Regions from separate parts of the Homo sapiens genome. Here region 1 is linked to region 2. A link is an interaction called in ENCODE POLR2A ChIA-PET data of the cell type or tissue named here. Cell type or tissue: PC-9. All regions are shown on one strand.

What was found. Peaks named below come from ENCODE experiments on the same cell type or tissue, not always from the same donor. Only the 100,000 strongest peaks of a DNase experiment are listed, where the experiment ranks them.
Region 1: POLR2A ChIA-PET joins it to region 2 with 5 read pairs; 3 of 35 experiments call an interaction of 5 or more read pairs at or near these places.

Annotation. Positions count from the first base shown.
Region 1 is chr7:105,129,965-105,132,464 of GRCh38, forward strand. The region is part of intron 13 of SRPK2 (SRSF protein kinase 2); the gene reads right to left. It overlaps LOC124901717 (a long non-coding RNA gene), which reads left to right. Exons shown (of 2, transcript XR_007060465.1): 2 at 1,803-2,500. Among named protein-coding and RNA genes, the nearest start is that of KMT2E, 120 kb to the left of the region's middle. RefSeq lists a silencer at 1,567-1,676. In PC-9, no CTCF peak of the experiment used is centred here; no DNase peak of the experiment used is centred here.
Region 2 is chr7:104,983,257-104,985,756 of GRCh38, forward strand. It overlaps LINC01004 (long intergenic non-protein coding RNA 1004), which reads right to left. Exons shown (of 1, transcript NR_039981.2): 1 at 1-2,500. Among named protein-coding and RNA genes, the nearest start is that of LINC01004, 6.7 kb to the right of the region's middle. RefSeq lists enhancers at 269-358, 659-958. In PC-9, a CTCF peak has its summit at 917; a DNase peak (open chromatin) is centred at 995; H3K4me3 peaks cover 2,162 bases; H3K27ac peaks cover 2,086 bases.

The DNA.
Region 1 (2,500 bases), 150 kb after region 2:
AAAAGTCCTATCAGAGACTCTAATACATAAATGCAGAGAAACCAATGCTTCAGCCACAAAGAAGTTTCAGATTATATGTACTTACACTGGAAGGTGTAAAGCTCAAAAAAAAAGTAAAACTCAAGAAAAGTAAAACAGATCCAAACCCAACATACCCTTGCTGTGGTCCCTCATTCTGTTGTGCTTCTCCAGCTGCAGAGCCTAAAGCTGTCCTCCCTGACAATAGCCAATGGCTACCACCCGTCAGCTCTCATTCCCAACAGAGTCTCTGTGAGATTTGATGCTATTTATAAATCTCAAAGACAGCCGGGCACAGTGTCACATCCCTGTAATCCCAGCACTATGGGAGACCAGGGCGGGTGGATCACTTGAGCTCAGGAGATCAAGACCAGCCTAGACAACGTGACAAACTCCATCTCTACAAAAAATACAAAAATTAGCCAGGCGTGGTGGCATGTGCCTGTAGTCCCAGCTACACCAGAGGCTGAGGTGGGAGGATCACTTGAGCTTGGGAAGTGGAGTCTGCAGTGAACTATAGTCCTGCCACTGCACTTCAGCTTGGGGAACAGAGCAAGACCTTGTCTCCAAACAAACAAACAAAACCCTCAAAGACTATATATAGGCTTTACCACCAAGAACCATCTGTGGCCTTATGACAGCTTGGTATTATGAGGTCAAATTTAATATATTAAATGTCCTATTTTTACACTACAACAGAACGATGAGGTAAGAAAAACTGCCTCATTGCTCCTAGGTTCTCTAGGAGGAACAAAAGAAACCTCTAAAGCCATGACTTTTGGGGGGTGGGGCAAGCAGTGAATGAGGGCCTGCCCCTTTCCAAAAAAAAAAAAACCTCCCTTATGACAACCAACTGAAAAAGCAAACCTCATAAGCCGTCCTGACAGCACTGAGGGAGCTTATGCTTAATTCTTGGGAAGGGGGCAGGTGAGAAGACAGAAAGGCTTTTCCTTGGGAATCTGTTATTGATATTTATGCCACTGTTCACAGCAATAGCATTTCAAGAAGTAAGCAGGACAGGGAAATTGTATGGAGGGACAAACGTTCATCTAATGGAAGGCAGGTCAGATAACCTGGTATAAAATTGTGCTGAAAGCTCCATTAACCCACTACATCCGTGACTGCGTCCTATTTTTCTGGTTATATCACCAAACTTAATACCCCAAATTAGAAGCACAGCATTTCAGAGTTCAAAGAGTACTTAGCGCCTAATTCGGGGCAGCCCTGCTGCTAGTGGCCATTGTGGTCTAACCTCCCCACATCCTGAAATGGCCCCTGCTCCCCGACTCCCACTCAGTGTCTCCGCAGCTCCCGTTACACTAACTCCCACGTCTCAGTCTGCCTGCTGGGGTCACACAGAGAGGGTCAAATGCCTCTCCACACAGCACTCTCTAAATTCAAAGTGACCATCATTGGCCACCGGTTCTTTTAACCGTTCTTTTCTATACCTAGCTAAGGCAGGGACTTGGTTTTTGATATGGAAGAACTTTAATACCTTTAATAATTTAAACGTTATTGTCTGGTATTATCCTTAAGAGCAACGAGGGAATAGAAAGGCCTGGTGTTTCAGGACCTATCTGGCCATGTGCTGACTCAGATCATGCTGAGTCAAAGCTGAAAGACAGAAAGCACCCTCTTTTTCTCCTATCAGCTGGCACTATCTGCTCAACAATGCTTTTACTTGAGCATTAGAGGAGGTAAAACACAGTAAATTCAAGAAAATTGTTAAATTAACCTCTGAATAACAGAAAATTAATATATTTATTCTGCATTCCTTTTTTCAGTGAGAAGAAAAATGCTAAGCCTTGCACACAATCTTTTCTTTTAAATATTGGAAGAATATGGATAAAAAGCAGTATGGAATAGGAAAAGCATGAAACCCAACAGCAAGCAACCCACCTTTCCCAACACGGAACGCCTAAGTAAATACCACTGAGAAAAAGCTGCTGAATGGGCCAGGAAACAGGGCAGAGGAAGAGAACCAGGAACTGGCTCGCAAATGCAGGGCCCTTTGTGTTCACCAACTCACAGGTTCAGGGTCAATGACCAAACGATGCCAGGCAGGGCCAGGGGAGTTTACAGACAATGCAACTGTGCAGCACAAAACCAGCAGCAAAACAGGCCTGACAGATAGAAGAAGAGGCTTCTGCCGCCCTGTGGAAGCCGTCATCTCAACCACTCTGGGAACAGACTCTGTCAGAGGGAGTGGGCGTTGCTGCCACTGTTTCAGAAGAGGCTAGACATCCTAGAATAAGCCAGAATATCTGCTAGCTCTTGCTTTATAAGGGAAGAGAGATTATGCATTGGCATCTGGGGAAATCCCTTCCAGTCTGGAAAGGTGAGGAACCCTGCATGTCTGGTTGACCAGGCAGAGGCTTACCTGGAGGGGCTCCCACCTGCCCGCCTTAGGCAGTCTTCCCCTGGAGATGCTACCTCATCTTCCTCCACAGTGTGAGTGAAGGGAAAAGCTCCCTATACCCTG
Region 2 (2,500 bases):
TTGAGGCGTTCTTGAAACACCTGCTCTCTGATTACAGGTGGGAAAAGGCCATTCCTATGCCTTCTCCCATGGGCACGGCGAATCAAAGGCACTTTCCATATTTAATACGACTAATACGTCATTGGGCAAAGAGATACTCAATACATCCCCATAGCTTTTCCTTACTTTTACTTAACCTTTATGTCGGACGCTTTATGCCTAGTACTGTTCTAAGCGCTTTGCATGCATCATCTCATCAACCTAATATTTAATAAGAGGCTCGGATAGATTAACTTTTAAAATCTGGATACAGCTGGTTAAGGTGGCAGAAGAGTTGGAATTCAAATAAAAGCCAGTCCTATAGCAGGGCCATTATTGCTCCTGCCTCCCCTAGCTTGATCACGAAAAATGAGTAGTTCTTTCCTCTGGGCACACAGGACAATGAACAGGCGGGCTGCTGCCAGAATTTACCGAAGATGGCCGCTGTGCTGGGCTCGGAGTGAGCTGACGGTGTCTCAGCGAGAAAAGTCGGGAGCGGCAGCAGACTGCTTTTTTGGAGGGCAAGAGGGGAGAAAAGGGTTCAACGGAAAACGGGGGTAACATAAGAGCCCGAATAAGGGAAAAGGAAACCCCTGACTCCCCTAGCCACAGAAAGCGCTGGGCGGAAATGAACCGGCCTAGGACGCGCCCTGCGTGGAGGCAGGCCCGCGCGGCGGAAGTGCGTTTCTGGGGCTCCTCCTGAAGAATGCGGAGGAGGAACTGAGCTGGCGCGCGGGCCAGCTGTCCTCTCTTCTGATCCCGAAGACAGGATCGGATTATGGGTTGTTACCGGCTTGTGCGGCCCTGGGGGTTGCCGGTTCCTGGAGACGAGCTGCACCCCTGCAGTTTACTGGGCTCTTCTGTGACCCGCTTTCCGACCCCGCCTGGGGTATTCAGACCGGGGCAGACAAGGCCCTTCTGCCCCTCCTAGCGGCCGCCTCTCCTAGGCTGGAGGGCGGCGCCCCATATGACACAGAAGGCGGCTAGGGATACGCCCTGTACCATGCCGGCCAGTCTGGATTGCCCTAACGCCAGGCCCCGACTCGCTCTGGCCAGCGGGCATGCGGCGAGTTTGCCCCCGCAGCGCAGCCGCCCACAACTCGGTCTTCCAGAGGAGCGAACGTTCGGACTGCTTGGTAGTTTACTAGGGCAAAGTACCACCCCACCCCGAGCGAGCAAGCGGACCTCAGGAAAGGGGCTCCTTCTGTGTAAAGTGATCGGCAGGCCTTGCAGTGGATCTTCGGTGTCCATAGTTATATACCAATCACTATTTTGTCTACATCATTTGGACTGTGCAGAATGAGATGCCAATAATATATCACATACAGTAAAAGGGCTATTTTCACAAAAGGTCAAAACTGGGATATATAACCTCTTTCTTTTGATTAGTCAGACTGACTTCAAAGGGGGCTTAGGGTTGCTTATTAAAGAAAAATGCCTCCCCGTGGGTTTTCATTTGAGCCACTTATAAGTGGGCTAGTTTCTCCAACACCAATTGAGCTGGAAACTAGAGTAATTAGAACACAACATATTCCCGACCTGAACAGGATACTGAAATAAGTTAAAAGCCTCATTACTTACCAGCCTTCTCTCAGAACCCTAACACCCCTTGCAAGGGATTTCTAACTAGGAGTCGGTAGATAAAATTTAGAATGTGTGAGCATTATGTAATACACATGTAAAACATTCTGAGATGGGATCCACGGGCTTTTGGGGGCTGTCAAAAGGCCCACGGCACAAAAATAGTTAATCTGTATACTTGAGGGAAGAGAGAACCATCACTGGAAGTATTAAGCTCTAAGCTCATTCAGGCTTATTTTCTGGGAACTTGTAAACAAAATGAAGTTTATGGTCCTAGCCAGACTACTCCAGATACCATACTGAGACGTTACCCTTTCCTATTTTCCACTCTCTACTGGCGATCAGATGGTTGGTTCTTAGTTGTAAATACTTTGGTTTCATAAAACCATCATTAGAAAATGGAGACTTTTCATCAATCACGTCTTAATCTATACTTTGGGGGTGTTTAAAAGACATATTCCTTATGTACAAATAACCTGGTTTTTCCATTTCTCAAAAGATTCTCCTTTCCAGCTATGACCAGGGTTCACAGGATACTAATGTAATTTAATAGCCCATCAACAGTCATTTGAGAGTACCATGTTTGTTTATACTGAACCCACCATGCAGATAATTAACTACTTAGAAATTTTGATGACTGCTAATCCTTTTCTCATTTTTAACTCATTGGCCAAGTGAATTCTCCCTGGCCCAAATTCTCCAACCTGCAACAATTAAACATCTTCATATATTCATATATATATAGTTACCTTTAATCATGTAATTCAACAGGAATAGAGAGGACGGGGACTATGAAATCTCAGCTGTGATGCAATTATGTCTGCAGCTCAAAATAGATGTTCTTTTCTCCCTCTCTTTTCCTGCTAGGATTGCACTGTAAATTCATAGCTCTTGAAAAATC